Regions from separate parts of the Homo sapiens genome. Here regions 1 and 2 are each linked to region 3. The links are chromatin contacts, found by Hi-C or POLR2A ChIA-PET in ENCODE. All regions are on one chromosome and are shown on one strand. Each heading gives the region's core, a stretch centred on a gene start or an enhancer-like site at or near the end of the contact. The rest is flanking DNA. Distances are from core to core; before and after follow the strand shown.

Evidence for each region. Hi-C counts contacts between places; a loop is a spot of excess contacts on that map. ChIA-PET counts read pairs that join two places held with the same protein, here RNA polymerase II (POLR2A). Pooled maps may share reads with other maps.
Region 1: a map of heart left ventricle shows a loop between it and region 3 (2.0-fold over the local background). The contact joins two enhancer-like sites. A Hi-C loop is called at or near these places in 2 of 168 maps with a recorded cell type or tissue (heart left ventricle and tibial artery), 1 of 37 single-sample maps with no recorded cell type and 4 of 50 pooled maps. POLR2A ChIA-PET finds 5 or more read pairs at or near these places in 3 of 52 experiments (AG04450, PC-9 and common myeloid progenitor, CD34-positive).
Region 2: a map of endothelial cell of umbilical vein shows a loop between it and region 3 (14-fold over the local background). The contact joins two enhancer-like sites. A Hi-C loop is called at or near these places in 3 of 168 maps with a recorded cell type or tissue (CD14-positive monocyte, endothelial cell of umbilical vein and naive thymus-derived CD4-positive, alpha-beta T cell) and 1 of 50 pooled maps. POLR2A ChIA-PET finds 5 or more read pairs at or near these places in 1 of 52 experiments (activated CD4-positive, alpha-beta T cell).

Annotation. Positions count from the first base shown.
Region 1 is chr11:2,789,787-2,794,292 of GRCh38, forward strand. All of the region lies in intron 15 of KCNQ1 (potassium voltage-gated channel subfamily Q member 1), which reads left to right. LOC124902614 (a long non-coding RNA gene) reads right to left here. Exons shown (of 3, transcript XR_007062554.1): 3 at 4,309-4,389. Among named protein-coding and RNA genes, the nearest start is that of KCNQ1-AS1, 70 kb to the right of the region's middle. Within about 2 kb of position 2,190, at least 10 of the 41 ENCODE cell types and tissues checked have a DNase peak (open chromatin) inside an H3K27ac peak, as active enhancers do; they include heart left ventricle, where a contact is called at or near this core.
Region 2 is chr11:2,949,569-2,953,917 of GRCh38, forward strand. NAP1L4 (nucleosome assembly protein 1 like 4) reads right to left here. Exons shown (of 16, transcript NM_005969.4): 13 at 2,212-2,241; 14 at 1,691-1,747. Among named protein-coding and RNA genes, the nearest start is that of SNORA54, 12 kb to the right of the region's middle. Within about 2 kb of position 2,348, at least 4 of the 41 ENCODE cell types and tissues checked have a DNase peak (open chromatin) inside an H3K27ac peak, as active enhancers do; they include CD14-positive monocyte, where a contact is called at or near this core.
Region 3 is chr11:2,531,858-2,536,102 of GRCh38, forward strand. All of the region lies in intron 2 of KCNQ1 (potassium voltage-gated channel subfamily Q member 1), which reads left to right. Among named protein-coding and RNA genes, the nearest start is that of KCNQ1, 89 kb to the left of the region's middle. RefSeq lists enhancers at 839-948, 3,699-4,199 and a silencer at 1,705-1,865. Within about 2 kb of position 2,079, at least 16 of the 41 ENCODE cell types and tissues checked have a DNase peak (open chromatin) inside an H3K27ac peak, as active enhancers do; they include CD14-positive monocyte and heart left ventricle, where a contact is called at or near this core.

The DNA of each region.
Region 1 (4,506 bases), core at 940-3,439, 260 kb after region 3:
GGTGTTTCTTTTTCCCCCCAGTAAAGTGATGTCACGTGGAGGTGAGTGTGATGGGAAAGGGAACCTCAGAAACAAGGTCCCACCTTGGTCCTCTGGTCTCCCCTGGGAGGACCACCCCCAATCCTAACATCCTGTGAGGTCCTCCCCACTCAGAGGCTCCTCTCTGTGCCACCCATCCTCGGATAGGTTGCCATGAGGTTGCCAGAGGCTGGCAAAGGGCACTTGTCAGCTGCAGATTCCAGCCCTGCCCTGGGACTTGGAGGGGATCATATCCCTTTGACCACCAGGTCATGACCCCCAGATCATATCCCAATGACCCTCTGCCATACCATGAGCCCAAATGACCCTCAACCTGCCACAGAGACAGCCCCCACTAACTGCCACTGGGTGATGGGACCGTGGAGAGTGCCCAGCTCAGAGGAGAAGCCTGTCTGATGTGGCTCCCGTCCTCCTCTGCTGGGGTTGTCTACACTGTCCCCACTCGGTGACACCAGGAGCTGGCATTGCCTCTGGTTCTACTGCTCTGGACAGCCCTGGCAGCAGTGCCCTAGCCTGGCCCAGCACCTACTGAGACAGCCGGGCCAAGCCCCATCCTGCAGGTGCAGTCTCACTTTGTCACTCTTGGTTACCCATGGGACCCTGAACCCCATAGGAGGGGCTCATCACTCAGGGTCCTCATCCAGGTGTGGCCCATCCACACCCAGCATCCAGCTGTGCACACAGGGCCACACACAGACCCCTTTCCCATCCCCCCTTCCCATCCCACACAGGGCAAAAGCCTGACCTCCTCTCACGCCTTTGGAGCCAGTGGCTGGGGTGCAAGCTCTGCCCCCTACACGCGATGGCTGTGAGACTCGGCGAGTCACGTGGGCTCTCAGCGCCTCAGCCTCCTGGCCCCCAGTGGAGGGGACAGGCACCATTATGCCGATCGCTCGCGTGCAAAGGCCCTGTGGCGTGGGCAGTGTCACAAGCTCCTGGCCCAGGAGGCCTGCTTGGCTGATGGCAGAGCTCAGAGGGTGTGAGCATGAGGATGGCATCAGGGGTCTCTCTGCAAGTTCAAGTTCCGCCTCAACCCTACTACGTGGCCCTGGCCAGGCCTCCTGAATCCAGGTCTTGCTTTCCCCAGCTATCCAGCGGCTTCCTGCTTCTCTTACCCTCAGCAATCCCCCAAGAACTGTTCTTTTCCCCACACTAGCGTCTCTCTTTCTTGGGGTGTTTCTCTCTTAGCCTGCCTGTGGGGGACAGTTGCCACCCTCAAGCCTCTCCTGAATGACTCTATTTATAGGCCTCCAATATTGGCCAGAGAGGAAATTTAAGTCTTTTTAAAAATTCAGCTCAAGTGTGTGTCAACTTCTGTGAGTGCAACTGCTTCAGAGAGAGGCTGGGATAGGACAGCAGGCGGCAGGGGCGTGTCAGGTGCCCGAGCAGGACGGTGGCCGGAGCCCGCAGCGGCCGAGCCCTCACTGGGCACCGTGTGCGGATCTATAATCGACAGCATCAATTGCGGGAGTCCGGCTGGGCTGGCCGCCTGCAGGGGCCAGGGCGTGAGGGCGGTGCGGAGCCTTGTCTGTGCGGCAAACCCTGCCTGGCTGCCCTGGCCAACCTCAGAAAAACATGTATTTTGGTCAAAATGGGCCCCTTTTCAAACTTGTCACCCCGTGGGTCAGGGCACAGCCTGCCCCCAGCCGGTTCTGCATATTAAGCAGTGGCTTGGTCACCATCAAAAATAGATGTCCCGACCCGAGCCTCCCCTCCCTCCCGGGGAGGGGACCTGGCCGTGCCGGCTGGGCTGGGAAACCGCGGGCGGGGAAGGAAGGACGGGGCGAACCGGCGGCACAGGCCCAGCACGTCCCGGGCCCTCCCCGTCAGGTGTGGACCCCGAGGTTGTGCGGGGGCTTGGCGGCAGCTGCGGGTGGGGGTGGGGGGCCCGGGCCTCCCGGGCTCGGGTTCTGGCCCCAGGTCAGAGGTGGCGCTGGCGGCAGGTGGATGCCCAGGTCCTCGCCGCGCCGCTCCGGGCGGTGGGACCGGCTTCCTGCCCTGGCTCCGAGCCCGCAGGTGGGGGCTTCCGCCTCACTTTGGACGGTGGCGTCCACAAAATGGCTGACGCGGCGCACGGCCGTCCCTGCACGGAGCCGGTGTTTACTTTGCCGCGCGAACAGCCTTTCGTTGCCCGGGTTCCGAGTGCTCCAGAGGCAGATGGAAATTTTTGTGGATTAAACACGGGGCCGAGGCGCGCTGGGCTGTTTGGGTTGGCAACCTGAGCCCTCCCCACCCCGTTCCGCGTCCGCTGCTTCCCGCCCTGGTCCGGCGCTTCCATTCATGCCTTCCCGGGTCCCTCCGCCACCCCTGCAGGCCCGGCGTCCCCTCCCGCACTCCCGCGGCCTCCAGGGGGTGGCCCTGCAGGCCCAGAGCAGCGTGGGCCTGAACCCCTCTCCACGTGTGGAAGACGCTGCAGCAATAGGAAGGGGCTGCTCCTTTGAGGGCCCTTCTCAAACCTGGAGCCCCTCTGGCCGCCAGATCTTTGTCTGTGAAACAGCAGCCAGTGTGTGGACCAGGCAGGAGTGGATGGGGTGTGTGCCCACAAGTCCAGCACCCAGAAAACCCCCAGCACACGGTCCCTTTTACAGTGGCCTCTGCTCTCAGGAAGGTGGAAAGCGCCAGGTGGATAGGAGGGACGGGGCCGTGACCCCTCCCTCTGCCCAAGAGAAACTCTCTCCCTCAGGTCAGACCCAGGCCTTTCAAGAAGAGGTTGCAGGGTGTGCGGGCTGCCAGGAAAAGGTCTGTGCGGGTGAGGGAGCGCATCCTATGGATATCTAGAGGAAGAGCGTTCTGGGCGGAGGGCACAGCGGTTGTGGGGTGCGGGCTGAGGCAGTGCCTGGACCACCTTGGCAACAGCAGGAGGCACTGGCCAGAGCCACGGACAAGGGGGAGCCTGGGGGCGCAGACCACCCTGTGAGGCCTCAATTAGAGGAGATGGGGGCTTGGGGCCCCGGAGGGCTGAGATCCAGCTCATGGCTTTGGCAGCATTGTTCTTGCACGTTCAGGATTAGCCGAGTAAGGTGAGCCTGACAGCGGGGCCAGCACGCAGCCCCCTGCCCCTCGCCCCCTCCCTGCCCCCAGTCCCCCACATAGGTGTCAAAGTGCACAGCACCCCCTCTCTTCCCCGCCCCCCGGGAGCCGCAGGTCAGGCACACAAGAGCCATCTGTGTGGGCGGCAAGGTGGCTGCCTGTCTGCTGCCCGCAAAGGGATGCTTGTCCAGCAGGGTGAACACCCCGTCAGGGCAGGAGCTGCTGAGGAGATGCTGATGCCTGGGTGACTCATGCTACCTGGCCACCCATCCTCGCTGGGCTACAAATGGGTTCAGCCTCATGGGCATCAGGCAGGGCCCGCCTGGGTGCACCCGACAAACACAAGGGCTCTTGTTCTAAGGCTCTGTGATAGCCCCTCTTACTGAGAGGGACCATATCCAATAACGGGTGGAAATTGCACTAGCAGGGTCATGTGAGGGCTCCGAGCTTTCTCCAGAACCCAGGAATATCCTCAAAACTGAGGCTGGGCACAGTGGCTCACACCTGTAATCCCAGCTCTTTAGGAGGCCAAGACGGGGGGATGGCTTGAGGCCAGGAGTTCACGACCACCCTGGGCAACATAGCGAGACCCTGTCTCTATGAAAATAAAAATAAAAAATTAGCCAAGCGTGATGGTGTGTGCCTGTGGTCCCGGCTGCTCAGCAGGCTGAGTTAGAAGAATCGCTTGAGCCCAGGAGTTCAAGGCTGCAGTGAGCCATGATCACACCACTGCACTCTAGCCTGGGCAACACAGTGAGATCCTATCTCTAAAAATAAAAGTAAGAAGTATTTTTTTTTTAACTGAGGCCCTTCTGGAGGGATGGAGGGACCAGAAGTCACAAGGAGCAGAAAGGAAAAAAGCAAAGGAATCCTTCTGAAGCACTGTGGGCATTTATTCATTCACCTTGTGCCACTGCCTGGGGCTGCAGTGTGAGTAGGGTGGGCTGGCCCCTGCTCCTTAGAATGTACAGCCCCATGGCTGGGCAGGGGGACGCACATAGTGACCCGTAATTACATATCTGTCTGTGTGAAGGAGAAAGTACTCGGTTTTCCCAGTCAGTGGAGTCAGGAGCCCAGAGCCAACCAGGAGTGAGTGAGGAGGAGGAGGGTGACACAGGGTGGAAGAGTGTCCAGTGTGTGCAGCCTTGCAAAGGCCCTAGGGCACGAGGGCACATCCTCCTGAGGCCATGAGAGCAGGTGAGGCAGAGCTGGTGAGCGAGGGATGGCCCGGCCGGGCCAAGGATCCAGGGGTGGCTCCGGCTTCGTGGGAGGAGGGTTACAGGCAGGTGAGGATGCAGTTCCAGGAGTGGTGAGGGGCTGCTGTGGGATGAGGGAGAGCATCAGCACTTTGGACTAGGGTGGAGGCCTTGGGGCCAGCCCCCAGTCTGCCAGCCCCACCGATGAGAACAAGCAGACTGAGGGGAGAAAGGTTGGAGA
Region 2 (4,349 bases), core at 1,098-3,597, 420 kb after region 3:
TTATCCTGGCCACACATGCCGGGCCGTCTCTGAACTTCATTCACACCATTAGCCGGAACATGTTTTTAGTCCCTTCTCCCCCAACCAACATAACCGTTTATCAAAGGTTTCATGGGGTGTTAGCATGTGTAATCCACCACATCATGTTCTCTGTAATGGCTGGTGAGAATGCTCTTTTAGAAACCTGGGACGTGAAAGGAGACTCAAGGTTCTCCAAGGTGACAGAGAAAGCAGAACAAACAACAGAGGGGAGGAAAAGAGAAGCTGAGGCACAGAATACAGGGAGGGGGAGATACAAGTGCAACAAGGACAGAGGCAGCTGTGCGCGGAGTCTGAGGAGGTGGCCCTGCCAATTGACCCCAGTCCTTGCTTTACAACTGCAACCTTAAAAGTGTCCATTCAGCGCCCACAAGGCGGAAACACAGCCCAATAAACACACGTGGCCCTTGGGTCCATCAGACACCCCGCACAGCAGTGATGGGCAGCATTTATTCACCCAACGTTGTTCACTGGCTGACTGACAGCCCTCACCTTCCCTGTCCGCACACTGTGATGCACGCAAGGCAGACCCAGGCCTTGGTCTCCTACAGCCCTCACCGCCCACCACCACGGTGCTGCGCACAGGTACGCTTTCAGCAGAGTCCTCCCACATCAACAGGCCAAACTTTAGAAGATGAACATTTCCATGAGCAGATTATTCCCAGAGTAGTCTTTATAAGACACATTCTCAAAAAAGTTTTAAAAGCTCTTCTCCCATCCCTTCCTTGAAGGAACCACAACTGTGAACATGCATTCATGGAAACAGCCAGTTTAAACCAACTGATGACAGAGCCAGAATATCACACTGACAGCTTTTAGTGCACACTCCAAAAAACAAGGGTAAAAACAAGCAAAAAACGTCTAGTCGGACAGAGACACATTACAAAAACACCAGGTAACGTTAGTATTCTGACAGCCCATAATATACTTAATTTTAAGAGGCAAGTGAACTACACATTTCATGTTTTACAAGAAGAAACTCTTATGATGCTGTAGGATGACATTTAAGCACTTCTGATTTTAAAATGTGCCAAATGGTCAAAGTACCTTGATTTAAGTTACTCTGAGACCACAAATAAAAATCTAAATTTGCAGGTAAAATTAATGGGGTTGCCCACTCATTTTCAACTCAGTTTTCTTTAGTAAACCTTTCCAATTTATTTTAAATTATCTGAGACATATGAGATATCTAGACACATCATCTGGGCATGCTCAGCTCAAGTGCAACTGGGTCAAATGATGCCCACAATCCCATTATTCTGTTCCTTAACAAAAAGAGCCCCAAAGTCCCTTCTTTGCACCTTTTCCAAACACGCACAAAGAAAAGTTTATTTATGTTGTCAGTTAAATCATTACCTTACCTTAAAAGAATGAAACACTTGGAAAGTCAAGTTGCTCTACTGAGGAGTCTATGTAAATAAGACACAGCTTGAGACAGCTGGAAAAGCTTCTACTGAGTATGTACACTCAACACTCAAATTATAGACACAGTGTCTGAATAATCATTCCACTATTTTTCTGACACATTTTAAACTTTCTAATTAGGGAATAATGAATATTGTTAACACTACTGCCTCAAAGTGGGGAACATTTTTAAAAGTCTAAGAGTGCAGCATAATAAGTAGGTCTGGGTGGCCCCAAAGTTACCAACCTTGGGGTTAATTTCCGCATCATCCTCGTCTTCTCCCTCCTCGTCACCTTCTAATTCCTGTATTTAAAAAGTGAGAATTAGCTGGAATGACAAGATTTAAACTCTTGTGGCATTCACAATCCACAAACACAAGGAGCAAAACACTGCCTTAGATGGAAATCAATTACTGCTACCCACAAGTGACTCATCACTTCCTTTGGACACTTAGAATTATTTCTAGGTATCTTTTTGTTCTCACAGAGAGCCCTGAAAGAAACAAAATTCTGAAAAAGTAGATTTTGTTAAATGATTATTTTCTAAGATACATTTTCATGAACCAACTGCAGGGTCAAAAACGATGGAAACTGTCACAGCATTTGCTATGCATTTCTGCTTAGTGTTTTAAGAACATTCTTAGAATCAAAGACAGCGTCACAAAAAATGGGTTTAACACAGCCCTGTGAGTCCATAACCTTCAAGCAGAGAAAGCCAAAGAAACAACTTCAGGGAGGTAAGTGGCACTGCATAAACCTGTCTCTTACCTCCTCTTCTCCTTCTTCACCTTCTTCAAACTGGAGAAACACAGAAAAACATTTTTAGGTTTACAAAACATGACAGCAGCCTGCCCAAGACACCAGTCCCATCAAGTGACTCACTGACCAAGCCTAAGAGGAGCAGAAAGTCCAGCCACGCTGCCTGCTGGGCCTCGCTTGCCTGAGGAGCCATTTGCTTGTGTGCAGCGCATTTTAAAAGCATGCCAGGAAATTGAAAGTCACGCAAAACAAGGAATAGGATAGGAAGCTGGTCAGCCAGGGTGTACCCTGGACACAGCTGGGAACCTGGCACCACAGCTCTGCCCTGGCTGTTCTCACACCGAGGAGCAGGCACACAGGAAAAGATTTTTGTAAACCGATGAATTTGTTTTCCTTAAATTTTCTACAAGGCTGATCGAACCAGCAGCATAATGTTATTGGATACAGGAATCTGGGTATCATTTTACATCTCATACAAAGGGAAAAGAAACCTTAGTAGAAATATATTAAAACTTTGGTGTTTAATCTTTAAAGTGATCAATAAGGTGCTCAAAGGTGAACCTCCACCATTAGTCAATTGTCTTGAATCAGTTTCTCCTACATCCAAATACATCATTGGTCAGACTAAAAATCAAGTTTCAAACATGAGACTTACACCAAAAGCAAAACCACCTTATCACTACTGGTTGCATAACAAGGGTAGTGCATGAAAATGCAGCTTCATTTATCAACATTTCCCATTTTGTTGAGCTCACACCATGTATTTGCTTAGAGCCAACTTCGGTGGAACTTAGAAGGGCCCTACTGTGCTGGTGTGGAGTTCACACAGTGTGCACAGCCTCCTGGCGCCACGCAGCAGCCAGGATGAGATGTGGCCACGGTGCAGCGCCCTTCCGCTCTAAGGACCCTAACTGGCATCAGGCAGGGAAAGGCTTCTCAATATTCTTCCATTTCACGTCAGATCCAACGAGCCTCCAGCAGGCTCCAGGGCCTATTCCAAGGCTCTAAGGACAGCATTTTGCCCTTAAGGGGCTGTGCACAGGGGCTGCTCCAGATGCATCACCCACCTGGGCAGAGCAGGAGCTGCCACGTGCAGAGAAGACAAGACCAGGGTTCCCACATTCACCTCCTCCTCCAACAACTTTCTAGTGTTGGGGTACGGTCTAGAAAGTAACATTAGTAAAACACTTTATGCCAACACTTACTGAGTCATTGCTCTGTGCCAGGTGCTATGTTAAGGGCTTAACAAGTAACCAGAGTCTTTACCATGAGCTCTACTTACAGCTGAGGAAACTGAAGCTCAAGGAGGTGGTGGAGCTACTAAAGGGAGAATGGGGATGCGAGTCTGAGCAGTCTAATCTGAGCTGGCACTTCTAGCCTCTAACTGACACTGCTCATCAGTAGTACCTGTGCTGAACGTATTGTGAATGAAACGCACATGTACTATAAGCAAATGTGGCACAGTGCTCACCAGCAGTACAGATACCGCATATAAGTAAGCAAATAGCACACATGCATATTCAAGTCCTTTAAACTGACGGGTGTATGATCAAAACAGTTTCAGATAAGCTTTCCAATGTGTAGCCACTAGCCCTTAGCTCACTATTTAAATTTAAACTAAGGTAAATGAAATGTTCAGTTCTTCAGTCTCAGCAGCCATATTTCAAGTCCTCAAGTGGTCAGTCCTACTGCACTGGACCAAGCAGGCAGAGGACAGTTCCATCAACAGAGAAAGTTCTACTGGAAAGTGCTGGTCTAGAATTTGTAAAACTATGTCTTGGCAGCTACCTGACTGTCCATGTTCCCTGACCTGCAATCACCTCCCAACCTAGGGATGAGCCAGCAAGTTGAGTTTTAGAAGTTAAATGAACAGTCTAAGACCTAACAGCTGATAAAGAGCACGCTGGCCTATTCTCCCCACTGGTGGAACTCAGTACAATGGGAGAGGTGTGAGGAGATGTTGGCCTTTACTGCCACAGGGGGCTAAGGCCCTTGAACCCACCTAAGCTCTTGCCGCCCTGTCTGAAGCCCCAACAGACCAGACCTTCTAAGAAAAGAAACCTAAGAGCTCCACAAGAAAGAGAGTATCATCTAGAACATACTTCCAGTAACAGTCTATAAAACAAAACTTTATTTTCCACAGATCA
Region 3 (4,245 bases), core at 829-3,328:
ACTTTCTAAGACAAAAACCTGATCATTCCAGAAGCTCCCTGTGACGTTTAGGCTACATTCCCCAAGGTGGTGCCACGTTCAGGCCCATCACCTGTAACACTACCCACCCCACCTCACCCAGCCTGGGCTCACTCACTCCAGGCCAAGCCTTGGACATTCCTGGCTGCCCCAGGGCCTTTGCAAGCCCTCTTCTCTGGACCTGGCTGTCCTCGGGAGTGTCAGCACTCAGCCTCTTGTCAGGTTTCAGGCCTCTGCTTGGCACTATCCTGCACACCATCCCCGCCGACCTGCCCTGTTCTGGGTTCATGGGGCTCTGGGAGGCTCACAAGCATCTGTCTGCCTCAGGCCATTCCACACTCCCTGAGGGTGGGACCCCGTGGCTGCGCTAACCCCACAAGCTCTGCATGGCGCTTCCTGGCCGTGCATGTCCCTCCCTGCATCAAATGCATAGGCCAGAGTTGCCCAGCGAGGATGACCCAGCTTGGTATGTGCTCCCGGCTTCAGCTGCCCCTGCGTGATGGAGACACCCTCCCACTCGCCTTGCCACACTTCCCAGCAGTCTCTCGAAGCACTGGCCGCGTGGAAACAAATCCTTCAAGGGGATTTGAGGGTCCAGCTGTCACTCAGTCATGGCCATGGTGGGGGCACGTTGGGGACACAGCAGAGAGTGAGGCAGCCGTGGGCCTGGCCTTGACAGGCGGATGTACAGACACATCAGGGCCGAGACTGAGGCGTGGGCTCTGGGTGGGGAGACAGTGACCACTTGCTTGGAGGAGGGGGCGCTCAGGTGGGAGGGGCACAGTGAGAAGGAGGTAAGCTGGTGCTGGCGGGGCAGGCAGGGACCCCTCCCAGGGCTCACAGCTTCCAGCGGACAGCAGGCACAGGGCTGTGGGGATCAGAGCACAGGCAGAAGTCACCTGACAGCAGGTTCCCGAGGCTTCAGGCCTGGAGGAGTGAGGACGGCTGTTGGGTTCTTGATTCCAGCAGAGGGAGGCTGTGCAGGGTTGCAGGAAGGACGGTTGGGGGCGCTTCGGGGAGGTACGAGAAGCAAAGGTGTTTGCAGCCCTTGGGGCCAGGCGGCGGGAAGGCCTGTAGACGCCAGAGGGCGCTCGTGCTACATGCAACTCAGGAGCTGCTGGCACCCGCCAAGGAGTGCTGAGCGCGGGGAGCCCAAACCACAGCCTTGGGGAACCCAGGAGGGGCCGGGCGGGTGCAGGACCCGCATGAGGGATTCCGAGAGCACGATGTTTAAATGTTGGGGGAAAAAATGGATCAAAGCGATGTGTTCCCAGGGAGCCCCTGTTTTCTCGTTTCTTTTCGTACGCCCAGCTTTGCAGTGCCAGAAAGCTGTTATCTCAGCACTGCTAAGGAAACCCCAGCGCGGCCTCGGAGGGATTAGGCATTCTGCTGAACCAGGGATATGCGGTGGGCCTGAAAAAGCCATTTCGGGAGGAATCTGGTCTCGGCTGGGGTCCGGCCGGCACCGTGAACACCACGTGAACACCACGTCGGAAATCTGCTGGGCAGGGAGATTTCCTCAAGGCCTCCCAGGGAGGAGAGCCACTTCCTGGGCTGCAAAGAGGGCCCCAACCTGGCTTCTGAATTCAGAGGGGGCTGTGTGTGCACGTGTGTACGTACGTGCATGTGCACGTCTGTGTACCCATGTCTGTGGAAGTGGCACACGTGTGCATGTGTGCACTCAGTGTACGTGTGCGTGCCTGTGGGTAGCTCCGTGCGCACATGCGTACACATATGCCTGGTGTGTGTGTGCACACGTGTGTCTGACGTGTGTGTGCTTTGCGTGTTCTTGCCTGGGAAGGAGTTCCCGGTTTGGGTGGCTCTCCTGTTTCTTGCCGAAGCCAGCTGCTGCTAGAAACTGGCCCCCTGCTCTCTGCAGTAAGAGACCCTGCCCTGGCCCAGGTGAGGGCCTGGCTTTTGTCTCCAGGATCACAGCTTTTGTCAAACTCCACACAAAGAGAGAGGCACTCAAAAGCACAACACAAACACGGCTAGTCCGCGCCTTTGGTGGTGAACATACCAGGGAATTGTCCTGCAATGCCTGTGGTTAAAAAACCCCGTGAGCTGCGGCCCCGGAGGCCTAGGGGATGAGGTCATCGCTGCGGCTTCCTCCCCTCTGCTGAGGCTCCCTCCGCCCCGCCCGGTGGCCCACCCCTCCCGCCAGCTGCAGCCTCCACTGCCTGGGTTTCTGCTGCGCCTTCAGCACACAGCGAGGCCTCAGTTTCCCTCCCAGCTCAGAGCAAGGCCTCAGTTTCCCTCCCAGCAGCAAAGTGAGACCCTGTAGGGAGTCTCTGGGCCTCCGTGACGGCCCTGGGCGGCCCTCTCTGTGGAACAAGGTCGGGTCCTGTCCTCAGCGCCCTGGCCTCCACTTGCTCAGGGCGCCCGCAGGCCCGCAGGTCCTCACCTGGTGTTTTTCACCTGGGACCCGCAGCTGCTCTGATGAGGAGCCTGCTCTGCGCACGGCCTGGGGCGGTTTCCCGCAGCACCATTTCTGCCGCTGCCGGGAAAAGACGCAGAGCAAAGGCACCTTTGCCCAGGTTGGGGAACCAGTGGGTGACTCAGGATTTTCCTCCACCCACCCCGAGGTCTGACTCCCTCTGCAGCTGCCGCCCGCTGAGGGTTGTCTTCCTCCCTGCCTGCCTCGCCCTGCCTGGTGAGCTCCTATGGGTCTGACGAAGCCCCGTCCTGCACACTTGCTTCGGGGGCAACTCCCCACTAGACTGGTTGCCCAGGGACGGGGGTACCCACTCCCTCCTCAGGGCTGCAGGGTGCTCTGGGAAGAGTTGTGTCCCTCTGTGGGCCTGTGGGCTCACTTGCCTTTTTGTCCCTGTCACTTGGGAGCTACCCAGCTAAGACCGGTCCCCACCACCCAGGCCACTCTGAGGCTTCAGAACGCGGTCGTCTTCTCCCTGGCAGGGTTGTTTCCGCCTGCATTTGTTCAGCCAGCAAATCTTTATTAAGCACCTACTGTGTGCCAGGATCTATGTGCAAGCAGCCCATGGGCTCATGAAAGGCAGAGCTGGACTGAGATTCCGCACCCCTGGGATCCTCACTGCAGGGCCCTGTGTATGTGCGGGCTGGAGCCCTGGTTCCTGTCTGCACTGAGCCCCTGGAGCTAGGCCCAGAGGACTTGACAGATGTGGGCCCTCTGTCTGCACAGCCCCCAGGGCACGGGGTGGCCTGCAGCTCTGCCCAGCCAGACTTCAGGTCACTGCCCCATGAGCCTGTAGGAGAAACTTCTCACTCATCTGTCCTGAGACCTGCCTGGAGCCCACCCCAGGGAGACAGAGGCTCTCGGAGCCTGTTCAGGGTGAAAGGACGCTAGACACTGGCCTGCAGGCTTTGGGCGGGTAAGGGTAGCGAAGGTGAAAGTGGACCAGGGGCAGGTGGAGCAGGGTAGGCCCAAGTGTCTGTCTGGGGCAGCTGGGGACACCCAGGTGGGCTGAACTTCAGCTGCCACCCAGCTTCAGCTGCCAAGGCTCCTCCCGGGTCAGGGTCGACCCCTGATGTCCCGGCAAGAGTTCCAAGAACAAAGGCTCAGAATCCACCAAGCGGAACTTGAAGCCACTGCCCTGTGGGGACAGGAGAAGTGACTTGGCCGGCTCTCCGGAGCCCAGTGTTGATCACTGAGGACCACCGGATACAAGTCCCTCCTGCCTTCCCCTTTAGTGACACTGAAGCTGTTGAAATCCCCATCCACCAGGAGCTCCTGGTCCTGGGGAGCCCTGTGCAACCCACTCACTGCCTTTCAGAGCCCTGTGGCGTCTCTCTCATGCGCTGGCCGTAGAGCTTCCTGAAAGCATCTCTATCACCCACTCTGCACCTGAGAGAGGGCGGTCAGGTGACTGGTACCCCCTGAAGACCTGGGACCAGGCCCCCTGCCTCTGGGAATCCATCAAAATGCTCCCTTCTGAGGCCGCTTTGCTGGGCGTAGGATCAGCCTTGCTTTGAGGGCTGTTTAGGAGAGGAACCCCGGCGCTGCTGCTCCCCGGAGGCAGCCAGTGCTTGTGATGGGCACCCTGCCTCCAGTGTTCTGCTTCAGGGTGTGGGATGCACAGCTGGGGGCAGGGGCGCTGCTGAAGCCACAGTCTCAGAGCCTGAGGCCCACGGGGCATGGCATGAAGACCCGGTGGTTCTGTTCCCCCGGGACAGCCTTGGTCCAGCCTCACTGGCCACATGCTCTGCCGAGCACACCCGCTGCTGTCCCCAGCCACCCAGCCCCATGCA